2 separate regions of the Mus musculus genome follow, and region 1 is linked to region 2. Evidence: chromatin loops called from intact Hi-C (ENCODE). Cell type or tissue: heart. All regions are shown on one strand. Links, peaks and the distances in the headings refer to the core of each region. The heading gives the core; the rest is flanking DNA.

What was found. Peaks named below come from ENCODE experiments on the same cell type or tissue, not always from the same donor. Only the 100,000 strongest peaks of a DNase experiment are listed, where the experiment ranks them.
Region 1: it touches region 2 in a loop (3-fold over the local background); 6 of 42 quality-filtered maps call a loop at or near these places.

Annotation. Positions count from the first base shown.
Region 1 is chr1:160,738,788-160,749,028 of GRCm38, forward strand. It overlaps Rabgap1l (RAB GTPase activating protein 1-like), which reads right to left. Exons shown (of 21, transcript NM_013862.5): 2 at 1,965-2,144; 3 at 109-301. The coding sequence starts at 2,102. Among named protein-coding and RNA genes, the nearest start is that of Gm37083, 48 kb to the right of the region's middle. In heart, for the core only: CTCF peaks have their summits at 4,688 (motif pointing right) and 5,477; a DNase peak (open chromatin) is centred at 8,234.
Region 2 is chr1:160,786,975-160,797,215 of GRCm38, forward strand. Rabgap1l (RAB GTPase activating protein 1-like) reads right to left here and starts at 5,964. Exons shown (of 21, transcript NM_013862.5): 1 at 5,762-5,964. Gm37083 (a long non-coding RNA gene) reads left to right here and starts at 4,921. Exons shown (of 3, transcript XR_003948752.1): 1 at 4,921-5,339. In heart, for the core only: CTCF peaks have their summits at 3,156 and 3,872 (motif pointing left); a DNase peak (open chromatin) is centred at 5,987; H3K4me3 peaks cover 2,488 bases; H3K27ac peaks cover 2,403 bases.

The DNA of each region.
Region 1 (10,241 bases), core at 1,154-9,153, 48 kb before region 2:
TCTTTTTTCAAGATTAAAGACAATGTTAAACTGAAAGTTTTCTAACTTTCACCTTAAATCTTATGTTATTCCATCCCCTTTATTGTCTTGAAGGATCCAGCACATTACCTGTATTAGATGGATCCAAAATTAACTGGAGAGGCGGCTTAGTTGTTTGGCTGGCCGGCACATCTCCAAAGGGACAGTCTGAAATCTCACTGGATCCTTGGCAATCAACAGGTAGACCGCTTTGTCCTTTCTCGGAATCTCTCAAAATCTCTTCCATGGCTTTTTCCAACTGCTCATCACCATTGGAAGCTATCTAAAGGCAGAGCAAGACAATTCTTCTTCAATTTCTTAATTATGAGGCTTAATTTATTAAAAATACTTCATTTTGGAAAAATTAAGCTCTAAATATTCAGGCTAGAGATGGCTCAGTGGTTAAGAGCACTGACTGCTCTTCCAGGGGTCCTGAGTTCAATTCACAGCAACCACATCACATGGTGGCTCACAACCATCTGTCATGGGATCTGATGCCCTCTTCTGGTGTGTCTGAGGACAGTGATGGCGTACTCACATACATAAAATAAGTAAAACCTTTAAAAACTCTAAATATTTAAATATACAGTCAGTAAATACTGAGAATTTGTCCAGTAATCCTAATTTCACATTCCCACAATACATTGAGATCCTGAATGATAAAATCTACTAAATAAAAGAGGGGTTCACTTCACAAAAGGATTCTTCATAAAATATTGCAAGGGCTTTCAAACTACATTTGATGCAAGACCAGTGAGAAGGCTCAGTGGGTAAAAGTGCTCACTGCCAAACTCAACTACCTGAATTCAATCTCAAGATCACTCATGGTCAAAGGAGAGAGCATCCAGAAAACTGTCCATGGATTGTCCTCCACACAATAAACTATTGTATAACATACATACTACACACACACAATCAGACCATTTGAATTTTATGTGTTTTGAGAGGAAAATGGATAAGATATGGCACATTGTAAATACCACTTAAACAATAGTATTTCTTAGCATCTATACACATATTTTCAATTTCTTTATAAACCCATTAGCTCCAAGACTATTACTAATTTTCTTAGAAGTTATATTTTTTTCTGAAAATTAAGTGGGGCACAAGCCTAAGAAAATAAATGGTATCTTAAACAAAATAATGCAATACAATTGTCAAAAATAAGGCACTGAGACCATTTGAATAGAATTATGTACTAGACATAATACAAGCACTTAATAACCTCCTTTAAAGTGTATTTCTGACTCAATGATATGTTTTGATGCCATACTTACTAGCCATGTATAAAAGAGTACTTTATTATTATTTCCATTCCTATTTACAAAAAAGAGTTACCAATTCCCATGCACATATAACAGGCTTGCTTGCTTTCTATTCTTTAACTTAGGAAAAGCAACCCAAAACTTAGGAGAGAAATAATTTTTTTAAAATCCAATTGAAATTAACTGCAAAAAATATAAGATGTACACTTTTAAACTAATTAGTCAACTGTTAAACTGTCTACCAGACTCTTACACATAATTTAAAGCTAAAACTACATAACAGAAAAATCTTTCAATTAAAACCCAGAAGAAAAAGAAACAGTCAAATAAATTTATGTAAGAATTAATCAGTAAGTTTAATTCACATATTACTTTTTCTCTATTTCCCAACTATTTCTTCCTCCAAGAATTTATCAGAAGGTAAATAACCAAAAGATAATTGAGGGAAAAAAACTTTTTAAAAATCAAGCCAAATAATTAGCCTCTGGATTAATAAAACATTAAGTATTTTTATTACTACAAGGTCGTCTGAAAGAGTCAACCAAACCCTGACTTTTATTATCCAGGTCAGTACTTTAAGAAATCCTTCAGTGCTTATCCCCAGATGAGCTCCAAATAGTTAGAAGGGAGAAAGAAATTCATGAAAAACAGTGCCATATTAGAAAAAAGAAGAAACAATACCTTCAGCTGTGGCTTCCCATCATCCTTTATAGAAGTGGCATCTGTGTGCTGAGAAACCAAAACAAATTCTTCACTGTTCAGTGTGGCCACAGAATCAGATGACCCACTAACCTTCTGGAACGAAGCTCTGACCTCCATTTCAGTTCTGCAAACCTCTCTGCCCACATCCACCTGGAACAACTAAAGAGTAACAAAAGAAAAAGTAGAACCTGATTAAAAACAAACTAAAACTAAACTAAGAATCTTTTTTAAATGGTTCATATGAAAAAGAATCCCGGCAAGCAAATTATCTCCAAATGTGGAAGGCTATCTTCTTGGACTAGGCCACTCAAAGAAATGCACTCTCTCTGCTCTTAACTTTCAGACTAACAGAATACTGTTACCTGAAAAACACAACCCAGCTGTACCTCAACCAGACAGATTTACCTCGACTCAACTCTCTATTTTGTTAAGAAATACTACAAGTTTTTGTTTCAATATAGAGAGGGAGAAAAGTAAATGTATGACTAGAAACAAATTAACACACACACATACACAGGACAGAGATGGACAAGGGAGAGGGAAAAGGAGAGTAGGAGGGGGAGGGGGAGGGGAGGGGAGAGGGAGGGAAAAGAAGGAGAGGGGAGGGGGACAGGGAGGGGAGGGGGAGGAGAAGAGATCCCTGTAATCTCAGCTTCTCAGCCTCCCAGGTTTAAGACAGGGAAAGCCTTTAAGCCCAGAAGTTTAACAAGGTAAAAAAAACCACACACACACATAGTAAAACCCTATCCAATAAAATGTATTCAATTACTTTATTAAATCCAAAGCATTTCAAAAAACTTATCTCCTAAAGACCAAGTACCATACTTAAAATATTTTGCGGTTAATGAAGTTGACAAATGAATATAAACTTTAATACTCTAAGATGTGTTTTTCTTCTCTGGAGATATTAATATTTTACAACACTCAAAAGGTAAAATTTCATACATTTGTATTCATGTACCAAGTTAGGTCTCAATAATCATATTAAATGAAATTCCATTTTCTTGCTAGATCTATAGTCTCACAGAAACTCAAATTTCTAGAAGTTCATAAATTTATTCACACAACTAATTCTGACTGAAGATATTACATACTACATAACAGACAGTGATCTTAGTCCTCGGCTACATGCCTGAAGAAGGCTGGACAAGGTAGACATTGTTCCAACGCTTAAACACTAGTGAGGAAGAAAAGAAAAGGAGGGAGAGGAAGGAGGATAAAGAGAAAGTGGGGGACAGTGAGTGAGGAGAAGAGGGAGAGAGTGAAATCGGTCCAAATCTAAAAGTTTAAAGAGTAAAACAGCAAACGACAGAGAAATGGTGCAGAGCGTGGGATAACCTCAAGTAAAGTGGCAGAAAAGAACTCTTAGAGGATGGCCTCGTTCTTAATAGCTGAGTAGTATTCCATTGTGTAAATGAACCTGAGTTTTGCAGGCAAATGGATGGAACTAGAAAATATCATTCTGAGTGAGGTAATCCAGACCCAAAAGGACATGTATGGTATGTACTCAGTAATAAGTGGATATTGGGGGGGGGAAAAAAAACAAGATACAGTCCACAGAAGTCAAAAAGGTCAACAACAACAACCTGAAGTGCTTAAGTGGGGATGTCTCAGTCCCATATGGGAGAGAGAAGAAAGCAATCACAAGTAGGGAGGGAGGGAGGGACCTGGGAGGGAAAGTGGATGGGGGAGTGAGGAGTAGGGTTGGGGAGAGGGGATACCTGATCTGGTATCCAGTGAGCAAAAAGGACTGAAGTCCTGAGGGCCAGCAGAAAGAATGTAAATAGACAACTTCAGGAAATAGAAGGTTAATGGGACACCCCCCCTCACCCCACGGTCCCCCCCCCCCCCAGAGACCTAGGAAGTGAGAGACTCCCAGGACTCAAAGGGAGGGACCTTTGATAAAATGCCCAACAGTAGGGAGAGGAAACTTATAGAGCCCACCTCTAGCAGGAAGACAGAACATCAAGTGAGGGATGGGATTGCCATCCCACAGTCACATCTCTGACTCATAATTGTTCCTGTCTGAAAGAATTACAGGTATGGAAATGGAAAGGAGCCTGAGGAAAAGAAGGCCCAGCAACAGGCCCAAAGTGGCATCCAGCTCAAGTGGAGGTCCCAACAGCTGAAAGAGTCAGATGCAGATATCTGCACCCAACCAATGGGCAGAAGCTGCTGACCCCTGTGGTTGAGTTAGGGAAGGCTGAAAGAAGCTGAGGAGAAGGGTGATCCTGTAGGAGGACCAGCAGTCTCAATTAATCTGGACCCCCAAGATCTTTCAAATACTGGACCACCAAACAGGCAACATACACCAGCTGATATGAGGCCCCCAACACACATACAGTAGAGGACTTCCAGGTTCATTCAGAGATGATGCACCTAACCCTCAAGAAGGTGGATGGAGAGGGGCTGGGAATGGAATATGGAGTGTAAAAAATGAATTACAAATAAAATTAAATTTAAAAAAGAACTCTTAGAGGAAAATACATGAGCAAAAACCTAAATGAAAAAACAAATCTTAAATCAAATAGTGTTCACTGTGAATAAACGAGTAATGTGAGGAGGGCAGAATAGGCAGGCTGGCCTGAAGAAGACCAGATCCTGCACTCCATGGCCTGTCCAAGAACAAAGTCCCGAGAGATGTTCTTTCAAAGACAGCACTTTTCACTGCAGATAAACATGGCTGCAATGTTCCACTTTGCCATTAGGTGGCACTAAAACCATTAATCTTGTCAAGAAAGAAAGAAAGGAAAGAAAGGAAGGAAGAGAAAAGAAAAGAAAAGAAAAGAAAAGAAAAGAAAAGAAAAGAAAAGAAAAGAAAAGAAAAGAAAAGAAAAGAAAAGAAAAGAAAAACCCAAGTTCAAATTGCACATTTAAAAATTACTTTTCAATGTTAAAAATAAAAATTCCCAGGAATATCCAAACAACAGAGGATTGCACTCGTTAAGTACCAGTCATTTACTGCTGTTATGTAAGTAAATCACTTTGTAAGGCCATTTATCTTCCAGGGGTTTTTTTTAACCACTTTATTGTTGTGTCTGAAACTCCAGCTTGAGTTAGCAATTCATGTCTTTTTCTCTTTTAAGCTGCACTTTTTATCCTTAGCAGCCAAAGCATCATGTAGCCTAAGAGTCTTTCTGTGGTCAGGCTTCTCCAACCCACTGTCAAGTGTTTCTATCTGATTCTAAATGCTGCCGTTCTTTTCCCTGGCACACTTGCTGTAGGCATCCTCTCACCATGCTGAATAAAAAACGTCCATGTGTCTCTATGCTCAGTCTCCCAAATTTCTATCCAAACACTAATTCCTCTCTAATTTCCTGACTTGGAATCCAAATCCCTTCTTACCATTTCCAAAGAAAAGCTTTATTGGTATCTTAAGTCAACTGTGACCAAATAGAATTTCTAATGAACTCTCCACACCTGTTTCTCATCCATGCTTCTCTTTTTAGCAACTAAGGCTCTTCTGCTAACTTAGTCAAACCAGAAACTAGATGGCACTCTTGCTTCCCCTCCACTGCTTCACGCATCACATCAGCAATAACGGATATGGTCAGCCTCCTCTAAAACAAGCCCTACCTCTACTTCAGGGGAAATACTCCAAGTAGAAGAAACTGCTGGAAGAGCATACATAAAAATAATGCATATGGAACCCAGCCTATATGCCATGCCTTACTTGGCTCAATATATTCTCTCATTACAGCACCTTAAACCAAATTCTTTCTCATGTTATAGTCGACTCTCAGGATTACTACATCTTCTAGTATTCATTTTCATTCATGCATTTAACACATTTACATGAGTCTCTACTATACACCAGACGCTATACTCATTAGTAAAACCACTGTTGTCTCTGTCTTCTTAAAGCTAACATTCTCATTTAAGATATAGGCAACCTAGAAAAAAAAAAAATCAAGATCACATCCCGAAAGGTGATGAGCATATGAAAATGCTATAAGGAAAATGCCTTTGTATGCTAATTAAAAATTAATTTTTTAAATTTAGATTTATTTACTTTATTTATATGAGTACACTGTAGCTGTCTTCAGACACACCAGAAAAGGGCAGCAGATCCCATTACAGATGGTTGTGAGCCACCATGTGGTTGCTGGGAATTGAGCTCAGGACCTCTGAAAGAGCAGTCAGTGCTCTCAATCACTGAGTCATCTCTCTAGAGCCCCCAAATTAATTAATTTTTAAAATATTTGTTTTTGCATTGCTGTTTCAATGGCTTCGTGTTTTTCATAGCAGTTGTGTACTGAAGTCTCTAAATCTGTGAAAATAAACTTTCTCCCTATATAAGTGTTTTATCATATTTTAAACAGCTAAACTAGGCCTGTCATGAATGTATAAGGCATAAGTGGGTAACAATCTGTTTTTATCATTTACTATCATAACATACAAATAAACGTATTAAAAAGTTAAAATGTATCAAAACATAGGCACACAAACATTAACAGACCATACACAGTACCATTACAAATATATAAAAATGTAAAAATTCAGGATCATCAATGTATAAAATGAACTGTAGCACATACCATAAGCCTGAACAACTTTGCCAACAGCCTTCTACTGATATCATAATGAAAGCTGTGAGTGTGACCTAATCATCTTCATGTGAGCAATTTGTCTCTTCAAGAAACTGCACGTGCTGCAAGAAGTGATCCCCTGACCTCTGTGCAGGTGTCAGACCAGACACTACCTCCAGGTGACCAAAAGAAAGAGAAGACCCATAGGAAGAAAAAGCACTCTGTTCCAAATAGAGAGAAGAGAGTGTCAGAAATTCACTAAGGCAATGACAGAACAATTGCAAAGTCCAGGAAAAGCAGACAGGTGCAAAAAAAAAAAAAAAAAAAAAGCCTCTAGAAAGTTCAGCACCCGGATAAACAAAGGAAACACGGAAGCCCACAAATTCAACAACGCTCTCCTTGCCCCAAGTGCACGCAGCCATCAGCCCAGTGGAAGCCAGTCCACCACCTCACCTTCCCTTTCTTGTTCCCCACTACCCCACGCCCTGGTATTTCCTTGTCTTCTTTCTTCCTTTTTTTTTTTTTTTTTTTTTTTTTTTTTTTTTTTGGTTTTTCAAGACAGGGTTTCTCTGTGTAGCCCTGGCTGTCCTGGAACTCACTCTGTAGACCAGGCTGGCCTCGAACTCAGAAATCTGCCTGCCTCTGCCTCCCGAGTGCTGGGATTAAAGGCATACACTACCACTGCCCAGCTCTTTCTTTCATGTTTAATGGCAGTTTTGCTTCCTTATATTTTTTAAAAACATTTTATTTACATATCTTTTATTATTGGGCCACCATTTTGCCTTTTGTTCCCCAACCCGACATGTTTCTCTCTACTACACTTTCAGTAATTGCTACTGCTGTTTTTCCAAAACGAATGGTAAACCTCTTTTTATTTTTACTCCCCTTCTTAAATTTACCTAATTTTGTTTCTAAACATTCTCATATTTTAAAAGTCTTTGTTTCTTTTCATTTTGTTTTCTAATCTCTTGCTCTTTTTTCTTCCATATCTTTCTTCATTCCTTGGCTTCTCATTTCCATTTAACTTGGCTTCTCCTTTATTTCTCTTTCCCTTCCTCCTTTCTTAACCTTTTCTTTTCTTTTTTTTTAATTGGGTATTTATTTCATTTACATTTCCAATGCTATCCCAAAAGTCCCCCCATACGCTCCCCCATCCACCCACTCCCACTTCTTGGCCCTGGCATTCCCCTGTACTGAGGCATATAAAGTTTGCACAACCAATGGGCCTCTCTTTCCTTTTTACACGTTAATCTTAAATGATTTTTCACATAAGAAGACATTTTTCCTAGTTAATTTTATTCATAAACTTGACACAGCCTGGAATCATCTGAGAAGAACCCTTGACTGAGGAGTTCCACAGATGAAACTGACTTCTAGACATGTCTGGGAGGAGTTGTCTTCATTAGTAACTGATGTAGAAAGGCATCAATACTTCATACTTAGGAAGATGATCCTGAGTATAAGGAAGCTAGCTAGCTAAGCATGAACCTATCTATAAGGAAGCCAGCAAGCAGAATTTTTCCATGGATTTTCCTTCAATTTCTTACTTATGTATAGACATGACTATAATGGACATTAAGTGTCTTTCTTTATCTTGCATAATTTGATATTGGTGGTTGTAGCCTCCCCTCCCCCACTGTTTACATCGGGATGGAGCTTGCTGCTCAATCTTTCTGCCACGCCCACTGCTGGAAGCTGCCGCTTTGCTGTTCCGGAGCCACGTGGTCACCCTGCTACTGGACTCCAGGATTATTTGGCAGGAATCAGGCCCCCCTTCCCCTCCTTCATAACTGAGTGTTGGAATAGTAAAATTGAGCTTTGATCAGGATGACTGTCTTAGCTACATCTTTATCTTGCGCCGCCTAGCCCCTCTTCTCTTCCAGGTTTCCAGGCTAGAACCCAGACCTGTGATCTGCTGGCCAGACACAACAGGTGGTATTGTCACAATTGTTTGTTTCATTCTCTATAAGTGATATTAAAGAATGAGGCCTCCTTGGTCCTGTGAAGGCTCTATGCCCCAGTATAGGGGACTGCCAGGGCCAGGAAGAGGGAGTGGGTGGGTTGGGGAGCAGGGGGAAGGGGAAGGGGATGGGGGTTTTCACAGGGGAAACTAGGAAAGGAGATACCATTTGAAATGTAAATAAAAAAAATATCTAATAAAAAAAGAATAAATAATGAGGCCTCAATCCAAGTCACACATAGTAGAAAGAGAGGCTCAATTCCTGAATATTGTCTTCTGACTTCCATATGGACTCAGAGGTGTATACACACACACACACACACACACACACACACACACACTAAATAAGGAAGGGAGGGAGAGGGAGGGAGGGAGGGAAGAAGGGAGAGACGGAAGAAGGGAAGAAGGAAGGAAATGAAAAAACAAAAGAAAGAAAATTTTAAAAAGACAACTACAGTGGAAAGCATCACCAATCATGATAAGCAGGAAGAAGAAAGAATAGTGACAGGAATGGAAGACAGGACAGAGGAATTCCTACATTCAAATAACAATAAGGAAAAAATAAGAATTACAACATTATGAAAGAGATCATAAAGAATTATATTATCTCTTAAAAGTTTATGAGAGGGCTGGAGAGATGGCTCAGCAGTTAAGAGAACTGACTGCTCTTCCAGAGGTCCTGAGTTCAATTCCCAGCAACCACATGATGGCCCACAACCATCTTGGGATCTGATGCCCTCTTCTGGTGTGTCTGAAGACAGCTACAGTGCACTAATATACATTATATAAATAAATAAATCTTTAAAAAAAAAAAAGGTTGGTTAAAAAAAGAGTTTGTGAGAGATGTGGTATTGTGGCATTATACTAAGACTAGATTACAAGAAAATTATAGACCAATAATATCTCTTAAGAAAAAAAAACCTCAATATACTAGAAAACCATGCCTAACAAACACATACAAGTTATATACTAAGTCTCTAAGACTGGTTCACCATTCAGTACCCTTCAGTGGGGGCTAGAGAGATGGCTCAGTGGATAAAATGCCTGCCATATAAGCAGTAGGACCAGAACCTGGATCCCAACCCACCCAAAGCCACACACAGCAGTGTGCACCTATATAACTCGGGTGCTGGAGAGTCAGAGACACTTAACTACAAGACAGACTACTAAACTATCTGCAGTACAGCAAGGATTGTGTCTACTTTTACTTTTTTCACCAACACATGCTTAGAAAATGACTAAAAACAGCATGGGCTCAATACATATTTCTCTAATAGAAGACTGAATTATTTCAATATTGAAGCAAGGGCTCCTACATCAGGTAGAAAGTTTGATTAAACTGTTTCAGCTGGGCAGTGGTGGCACACACCTTTAATCCCAGCATTTGGGAGGCAGAGACAGATGAAGTTCAAGGCCAACCTGGTCTACAGAATAAATTCCATCTCATATATAATTTACTGAACACTATTACATAGCAGTTTGTTAAGCCAAAATATTAATTATCTCTTTATTTACAGCAATCTATTTTAGAGCAAGACCGTTTGGAAAATTATTGGATGTCTTTTAAATATGGAGCTCACAGTTTTGTAAACTCAAGATGGATATATCCAATTTCAACATGCATATCCAAGAAAGCAGCACATAAAAAAATCAAATCTGTTTCTAAAGGAATTTTATAATGTTATCACACAAGAATCAGAATATAAAGTCTGCCAAAGGGTTTTCATGTCTCTCTAGGTTCTTGTGTCTTTTATGTTTTTAAAAATA
Region 2 (10,241 bases), core at 1,354-9,353:
AATGTACTTACCCTCACTCCGGGTCATGTTTTAATCAGGAGCACAGCATATAAAGCTTGTTTTATGCTAAGGAGTACTAGATGACTCTAGATTTAAAACTAAAAGATAAACTGAAAAGTAGAAAGAAAACTCCCTGGGCTCTTAACCATCTGAGGGTGACTGCCTCTCACCTAGCTCTTTCATTACTCTTGCCTGCACACACCTCAAAGCTTCTGATCACCATGGCTCATGGCCCAGTACGGCCTTTCTCTCCAAACTAGTCATCTTATGTCCACAAGTTCAAAATGCTACCTGTTCTTCTAAGCATAGTTAAAACATCCTGTTTCCCCTATCCTTACAACTACAGTAATCTTTCTCACCTCTCTAATCTCTTTACCACTCAATTCTTTCTGCCATGTGTTATCTGTGTTCCCATATTTAATCTTCCATATAAGCAAGAAGGCTTCAAGGTCAAAGAACATGCCTCATTCATCTCTACTCAGACTGCTTAACCGAATGCCAGAACTGAATTAAATGAACAGCTTGGGTTAGGAAAGGACAGAAGCCCACTGGCTAACCAGGTAGGGTATTGATGCGTGTCTGTGATCTTAGCACTTGAGAGGTGAGTGAGGCTATGTGAAAGTTTGTCTCTATGAGGCAGACAAAGACAGAAATAGTGAGATCCAATATAGAACCCTGACTTTGCCAACAACTACCCATATGATTTTGGACTTTAGATTTTTGTATATTCATCTGCAGGTTAGAAAAGTATGCTCAACTAGTTTGTATGTCTGTCTGTTTGTGTCTGTTCATTTGTTTTGGATGTTCGTGGGGGTATTGCTTGTTTTAAAGGAGACTGGTAATCTTTACCTGAGTATAAAATTAATTGGAAACATCTTCTCATAAATGACATGAAAAGAATATTTCAAAGTGTTTATAGCCAGTAATGTGCTTTACATTTAACAACTGGCTACAAAGCTCAAATTATTCTATTTTCTGGTTGTCCCTGGTATAAATAATCCTGCTATGACCACTCAAACAACACTATAACAATATCACTGAACACAGAGCTAGGTAGAACGAGATATGTGAAATTTCTGTTCCAAGTCAGCAGCCAATCAGCACAGTCCTGAAAAGATAAAGAGTATTTCACAAAACTATTATTTCAAAAGAGAGAGGGGGAGGGAGAGGGAGAGAACATGAAGAAGATATTCAGTATTTCATCCAGTGGAGTACAGTCAAAACAGTTTACTAAATGTTCAGTACAATGATCTCCAGTATCTATGTATGCAAATCTTATTCTTGGCTATAGTCTCATAACAATTCATATCTCCTTTCAAAACAGAAAGTAACAAGACAGCTAAGACACCTAATGATATCTCTGTAAGACAAACTATGGGAAGGAGGTATGTGGTTTAGAAACAGTGCAATTAAAAAAAGCAAATATCTTATTCCTAATTTCCCCAAAATTCTTAACACAAGCTTGCATCTTCCAATGGAACTTCTATTACTAAGAATTCTCCATTAGAATTAGTTTTGTTTTTAACTTAATTTGCTCTTAAAGACTTATAGTACTTGCTGCACTTAAAATAGGCAAGGGACAGCATAGTTCACAAACTACTGTTTAGACTTCATACTCTGAGAAAAACTGGTTTTGTTGAAATACTTTTCTGATGTTCTACTTAAGCATGCTAAACTGGATAAGGAGCAAAGAAGTTTCCTAAATGTATTTTTGGCTGTACTATGTCTATCACAACAACACTGCCTGTAGCTAGATTTTTCATGAGTATTTATAAAAGTGTGTTTTCTATTTTTACGACTATTTAGAAAATAAGAAGGCTCAAAATTTCAAGCACACTAATAATCTTATCCCAAATCTAACTCTAAATCAACTAAAACTATATCTACATGTTTCCTAGGAAAATTCCCAAAACCTATATATTTTTTTAAAAAGAAGAAGAAAATAACCCATAATGAATGAGCATAAGCATGAAATTTCTATATCTAAACAATTATGGCATCTTGTTGGCTGAATAAGCAATATAGAAAGTAATGAAATATAAAAATTAAAATGTCGAGATATAAGTCTGCTTAAATTCATTAATTCTTAGTAACTAATGTCCACATAGCATTAATGTCCACATACATATACCCAATTTAAATATTAACTATAAAGACAAAACTCCTGTCTACTCTTAAAAGACAGCAGTCAAGTCAAAAAATGAGTATATCAGGCTGGAGAGGTGGCTCGGGAGTTAAAAACAATTTATTTCCAGCACCCATGGCTTATAACCACCCATAATCCAATTCTAAGGAATCCAATACCCTCTTTTGAACTCCAAGGGTACCAGAAACACATGTGGTATACACAGACAGACATGTAAACACACACAAAATAAGCAAACTTTTTAAAGAAAAATTTAATTAAGTCTTTTTTAAAAAGAATTAATGAGTATGTCTTCGTTACTTGGGTTCAACTCTTTCTTTTCTGTTTCCATTTGTCATGACAAATAGCTTAAAACTAAAGAAATCCCTGGGTTGGCCAGGCATAGTGGTGAAATCCCAGCTATCAAGAAGCAAAGAGGATCACGAGTTCAGACTAAGTTCATACGCACTGGAGCCCAGGATAGGTTATACAGCAAGATCTTGTCTGAGAAAGACTAGGAAAAAAATTTAAAAGTCCTATGTTCAGTCTTTGTATCTCAAACTCTGGAACTAAATCATTTATATGAGACAAGAGTTATACTTTGGGTCTGGTTAATTTCAGTGTCTGATGTTTTTCTTGTTGTTTTGTTTTGTTTTGTTTTCTGGCAATACATTTTATAATAAATATCATTAAAATGTTTAAATGTTAAATTAAATGTTTAAAATAATGTTTAAAAGCTGTTATAAACATGCAAAAACTGATTGAAACCTATAAGACATAGGGGCAGGAGAAGAGCTCTGTGCTGGGACTCCCAAAGGCTACCCTATTGTTTGACTTCAATCTCCTGAAGCCCTCATCTCCATACAACTTAAAGAATGGTGGCTGGGGGCTGGAGAGTTCGCTCAACAGTTAAGAGCACATGTTGCTCTTACAAAGGTCCAGGCACCCACATGGCAGTTCACAACCATCTTTAACTCCAGATACAGAGGATGTGATGCCGTCTTCTGACCTCCAGGGGCACCAAGAACACACACATGGTACACATGCATGCAGGCAAGGCACATAAACAATAAATAAATAATAATAAATTATCAAGAATTTTTAAAAAGAAAATGGTAGGCTGAAACAGACTCCCAGTTCTATACCGCCAGTGCAAGAACTTTATACACCTAACTGTTCCTTCCTTCAGAGTCAGTATGCAAATCTGTTAATCTCTCCCATATAATATTTGTACTTGGAACTACAGAATTTCCACTTTTCACTACTCCCCCAGACCTAAGACTTTCAGCCTCACTGCAGTATCTGAGAGTTCAAATAAATATACAGCAATTAAACCATGTCAAGTTTCAGGCAAAGCAAAGTTTTTCAAAAGTCACAAATTCAGAACTAATGAGCTGACAGAAATGAAAACTCTTGTTTCACTTGCTTAATAATACTTTGTAAGTCAATGACAAATATAGTTGGGCTTGGTTCATGTCCATAATCCTAATATGTATTTAGAAGGCTGAGGCAGAAGGCCTGCTATAAGTTTAAGGTCAGTGTGGGCTATATAGTAAGTTCAGGTCAGTCAGAGCTACCATATAAGACTCTGTCTCAAAAAATAAGTAAATAAGGCAAAGACAGCTCAGTGGTTTAAGAGCACTAGATGTTCCTTCAGAGGACCTGGTTTTAATTCTAGGACATACATGGCTGCTAACAACTGTCTGTAACTCCAGTTCCAGGGTATCTGATGCCCTCTTCTGGTCTCCTCTGGCACCAGGCACAGAGGGGGTGCACAGACTTGTGTGGAGATAAAACACATAAAATCAAATAAATCTTTAAAAAATAAATAAATACCCCAACAAAAATAATACAACTTTTCAAATATTTTTTAGAACACCCTAATGATATAAATCATGAGGGAATGATCAAACAAGCAAAAATTCTCAGAACAACACAAACATAATATACAGAACTTCCCATCCAATGTTTTAAAAAGAAGGAAAGAAAGAAAACTGCCATAGGTCTACAGCCATACCTTTTGCACTTGTTTGTATATTTGCTATTTTCCTCAATAATATTGGAGCTTCCTACCTTATTTGCAGCTTCCCAGAGCACAAATTAAGCTTTCCAACATGCTCACAGATAAGCCCTGAACAATCACATCTATTTCTCCCCAGGTGGTTTAGTATATTAAGAGTACATCTTGAACTAATTTAATATGGTCATCAATCTAACTCAAAGTCTTAGCTAGCTTCCCAAGAAGTACATTTTGTAGTAACATATACTATATTAAATTCATCTAGCCTTTCTCCTTTCAACCTCAGTGTCAGTTTCATATAGAGAACACAACTAAGACAATGAATCACAGGCCAATTTCCCTTTCCAGGCAGCTTGTAAACTAGTATTTTCCACGAATAGAATCCACTTCCAATTTGACTACAAACTTCATGTCTGTACCTCCTGATCACGATTACTGGACATTCTACAGAAGTGCAGCGGCTGCCAAATGTAAACACTACTACAAGAAAAGTCTTAAGGTTTTCAGGAAATTGTGTTCTCTGAATTGTGACAGTCAACTATCTACCTCTTCTCATACACAAGAAAATTTAGATGCATTAAAATCATCTAAACTGTCCATTGGAAAAAAAAATGCATGCTTTGACATCTGTTTCCAAACAGCACTAAGCAGGTCAAGCAAGCCCTTACCATTAAAGGTTAGCGGTTCATTTAATTTGCATACCATCGGTTCTGAAAAAACGATCGCCTAAATTCGAGTCTTTTTCTGATATAACCAACTCTGAGAAGTCCAAAAAGAATATATAAGCACCTGAACGAAACTGTCTTGAGACCACAAATGAACTTCTCAGTTCAGCCTTCCTTGCTCCTGGCCACCTCCCCAATGGCCAGTGGCCCCTTTCCACATGCTGACGCACTGCCCAGCCCTGCACCGTTGGCGATCCGAGCAAAGTACCAGCTCGGTCTCAGAAACTTTGACTCAGTTATCAGGACACGGAGGACAACATGCGCGTGGGTGTGGATGAGTGTCTGTCGGGGCCCACGCGGTCAACTTTGAAGCGGGGCATTCCTGGCAGGTAGAGATCTGCCCAAAAAACAGCCTATCCCAGACAGCAAAACCACAAGCATCGCCAGCAGGAACGGAGCAAAGTGCGCGGGGCGGAGGAAAGGGAAGAGCGAGGGAAGGACACGGGATCCAACCGACGCTTTCAAGTGGGTAAGAAAATAAACCTGTCCACACGCCCCCCCGGACTCGGGGTTGCTGGGACTGCGAGCCCAGCAGCAGCCACATCCCGGCCACCGCCGGCGGGGGCGGCGGCAATGTCAGGAGGGCACACTTGGAGGCGGCGGCCGCCCAAGCCACCACCCGGCCCCAGGTGAGGGGCGCCAACCCCGCCTCCCGCCCGGCCGCCCCACCGCGACGAGCCAGCCACACGGAGAACCCGGGTGTCCCGGAGGCGGCCGACGGTGCTGAGCCCGCCGGATGCCTTCCGCCCCGCTCCAGCATCCCGGTCCCGGGCCGGGCCTCGCACCCCGACCCTCTCTGAACCAGCCGGGTCCACCTCAAAACCCCCCGGAGCGCGGCTCCCAGCCGTCAGGCCGCCCTCGAGCCCCCCTCGAAGGCCGCTTTCACCTCACCTCACGTCTCCGCGGCCGTGCCGGAACAACAACTCTGTCAGACGCCCGAGTCCCACCCGCCGCCCAGAGCTCTGCGGCCGGGCCCGTCCCGTTCACTCCGCCGCGGCCGAAGCCCAGGGAGGGCGGAGGGAACGGGGCGGAGGGAGCGGGCTGGGGAGGGGAGAGGACCGCACGGCAGGAAGAGGCGAGGGAGGGGGCGGACTGAGGAGGAGGCGGTCGGCGGGAGCGCGCGCGCCCGGCCCCTCGGCGCGGCGTGCGCGCTCCCGAGGGCGGAGGTGCCTTCTCTGCCTAAGTCGGCGGCGCGCGCGCGCGTCCACAGGCTCGCTTGACTCGGCTTGGCCCCCCCAACCCTGAAAGCGCGGAGTACAAACCTGAGCAGAGGGCAGAGGGCGAGCTAGGAGAGCGGAGGCACGCGAGGACCTCCTCCAGCACGCGTGCTGGTGCCTGGCAATCATCCCCAGCACTGACTGAGTTCTAAGTCCCTTTTGGGGAGATTCTTTCTTAACAAACCTGTTTTACATATTTCCATTCCGTGAGGCCAGTAAGTCACCTCGGAGGACTAACTTTTCCACCGGGACTCTTTGTCCTTTGAAGGTGCTTGGAGGCATCCCCCTTCATTGATTCTTCCAGACTCAGACTACATAGGAAAGCGCTAACCCAACGGTAAAGGCATCCCGGGTCTCACCTTTTAGCCTTTCAGAGAGTAGATTTTGGAGGACAGATAAACTAAAGTATTTACTTTCTGCCACAAATATTGTACTAATTTTTGAACTGTGAATTTTTTCCTTTCTAGATCAAGCAGCCAGAAAAGACCTGTACATTCCTTGAATCTCATAAGAACTTTTTTTCTCAGGTTTATGGCACAAATATGTGTACCCTTAATCTGTGAAATATTTTAGAGATTCTAGAGGGACCTGTTCACCCATTTCTGTGCCTTTCATGATGAATCCTACCTGGCTTATAGAAAGTATCCGTTCAGTAAATATTACTGTTTGAATTGAATGTGTCCAGAGATTGGACCTCTAGAGTAGCTTCTTGAGTTGAAAGTTCTCTTTTCTTATAACACTTCAATTGGTCTGTCATTATTGTCCACCCAGATCCAAAAGCTACCCTGTAACATTTGTCAAAGGACCTTCAAACCCAAGTTTCTTTTCTCCTTTTTCTTAATGTTAATGCCTACAGATGCTGTGTCATAGCAAAAGTGTTCCAACTCATTCGGGTTTCCCCTCCGTGTTAGGTCCTTCCCAGAAGGTATTTTTGTTAAGCTCTGTACCCTGAGTAGACCTCCTAACCAGAACCTGACTCAATGCTTTAAGTTTGATACCTAATAAAGTTAGGATCTAATTAACACAAATCATCTGTTGACTTCCACGTTTGCAGAGTCTCATTGTAAATATACGAGAAGTAGATACTGAGCCAGGCTCTATGAGAAAATCAGCACACGAAAAGGCCATACATAGCATTTGCCTTCAGGTATCTTCTAAACAAAGCGAAGTTATTTGACAAAGGGGACAATGAAGGCTAGGACTTAGCTCACTTTCTCCTGTTTACCAGGAGGCCAGGCCTAAGAAGGGTGTGACTTCACGTGAAAGCCGGACTTCTCACTTCAGTTAACCTAATCTAGATCACCCCTCACAGGCACGCCTGGACGCTTGTCTCCCAGATAATCCTATATCCTGTCAAACTGACAATATTAAACACTGAACACAGCCAGGCACATCTTGTGTGTGGAGGAGAATGAAAAGGAGTTTTTCCTCACACTAGCTGCTGAGATGGGTGGGTTTAGTTAACGAAGCCACCACCTCTACAGTGAAGGAAGCTGACCCGAAGGCGAAGCTGACACATTATGAAAGAGTTCAAAATAAGCCAGAAGTCATCCTCTAGATTTAGTCATTTCCCTGAGTCAAGATGTTTTCTTAGTTACTTAGGATTTTTAAAATGAATTTAGATTTTTATTATTTGCAGTCAAGTCTGAATTTTTCAATACATATTATGGAAGGAAGAATCATATGACTCTCCCACAGATATTGTTTTAATGACATGAATAGATTCTGTACTTGATAAAATTTTAGAAGGTCCTCATAGGGATTTGTCTACTACCCAGAACCCTTCCCAGACTGGGTTATTTATGTAATGTCTGAGAACTCATCACTGCACTTAAAAAATTAGTTTAAATTCTGTGCTTTATTTAAATCAGCTTGCCCTAATAAAAGCACCTAATGACTCTAATGGGTAACCATGTTTATATGCATTTAACATGTGAGGGGTTTTTTATATTTTTGTTTTGTCTTTTGTGTGTGTGTGTGTGTGCGTGTGTGTGTGTGTGTGTGTGTGTGTGTGTTATACTTAAGTATACATTAACCAAACCAAAAGAGGATGCTGAGTATCTTCTGCCATTCTCTATGCTATTCTCTTAAGACAGAGTCTCTCACTGAACCACAGCTCACCGGTTTGGCTAGGCTGTCAGCCAGCAGGCTCTAGCAGACTTCCTGTGTCCATTTCTAACCAGCACTGGGGTTGTAGGCATGCATGGCCACACCTGGTTATTTTTACATGGGTGTTGGGGATCTGAACTTAGGTCTCCATGTTTGCATAGCAAATGTTCTTACCCACACAACCACTCCCTGGCCACTATTATATTGGTTCAGAGTTGTTTTGTTGTTGTTGTTGTTGTTTGTCTGACACTGGAAAGATTAGAAAAATAACCCTGGTAACCTAGGTTGTGGTGGTGCATACCTTTAAGCACTTGGAGGCAGTGGCAGGTGAATCTCTGAGTTCAAGGCCAGTCTGGTCTACTGAGTTCCGGGACAGCCAGGGATACAAGAGAAAGCACACACATACACACACACACACACACACACACACACACACACACACAAAGGGAGGGAGGAAGGAAGAAAGACAGACAGACAGAAGAAAAGAGAAAGAAAAATGGAACTGGCTCCCTAAAGAAAGGAGAAACGAGAGGTAGCAAAACATACAGTGTAGGCAGGAAGACTTTTCTCCTTCCTTCTTATTTAAAGCTGAAAAAATCATTCTAAGCCTATACTAAAGTCATCCTTTCAGACAGAATAAGAACACACTCAACCAGCCAGGTATGGTGGCAAGAAGATCACAAGTTCACGACTAGCCTGGAATACAAAGTGAGTTCCAGGACACCTTGGGCTACAATGTGAGAATCTGTCTCAAGAAAGGAAGGAAGGAAAGAAGGGAGGGAAGAAGGGAGGGAGGGAGGTAAGGAGGGAGGGAGAAAAAGAAGATGAGAAGGAAGACAATGACCACCACTATCAATAATGATAACCACAACACGGTCAACAAGCAATATGTTTATGGAAATCAGAACATGTTCTCAATCATGAGAGAGGCAGGCAGTGTTAACGTTTCTTGAAGACTGACTTATTATTTTTATTACCCAATAAGAAGAAAGATGATAGCTACCAATACCTGATAGAAATGTCTGAAATTTATCTCACTATCAGACTGCTTTTCTTTGTCTGTGACAATGACCCTCCTTAGTGAATAACAAAAACACCTGGGAGGAAGGGGGCATGGGGGAGTCATGTCTACTTAGCTCCTAGGAGATGACCAACCTCTGAGATATTACAAAAAGATATTATGATCTTTTGTATCATAAAAATGTTTCAGTATATAAAAGTAGAGAAAACAGTATGATAAGTCCTATCCTGCCCAGACAACCAGAATATGCCGAATCTCCCCACCCCCATCCCACACATAAATTTCACTCACAAGCATTTCCTTGTCTAGCCCTAAAAGCTAAGGGATCTTTTATTGACATCAATAAAACCTACAATTCACAGGATAGATAAGCAAGTTCCTTTAAAAAAATAGGTGATATAAAAATAAGTAGGAAGGAAGAGATGTTAGGTTTGCTTGGATATGATTTTGCTTTTTCTATTTTTTTCTCATTTCTTTTTAGAAGTTTTATAAAGTATAATTGTCATACAATTAGCTATTCATTTTTGAAATATAAAACTGGACACATTTTGACATATATACTTTTATAAGAATATCACCACCATCAAGACAGCCAGCATAGCTACCATCCCAAAGATGTTCTTTGGGTCCATTCGCCCTCATCTGCCACATCCTCAGGCAACCATTTAGCAGCTGTTACTACAGATTAGTTTGCATTTAATATTTCCTGGGGCTGGAAATCTAGCACAGTTATTAGAGCATTTGCCTAGCACACACAAAGTCCAGGGCTTGATCTCCAGCAGCATGTAAACTTGGTATTTCACACCTATATATTTGGCATCTGGAGTTCAAGGCTAGATGGGCAAATGATGCAAGAAATTCAAGATCATCTTCAGCTGCATAGAGAGTTTGACATCACCCTGGGATGAAACCCTGCTCAAAATATGAAATTTTTCCATAAATGGAATTATACAAGATATTTCTTTATGTTGCTTTTTCTACTCCTGACTATTGTGCTTACTGTAATTTAAAATTTTATCTATGA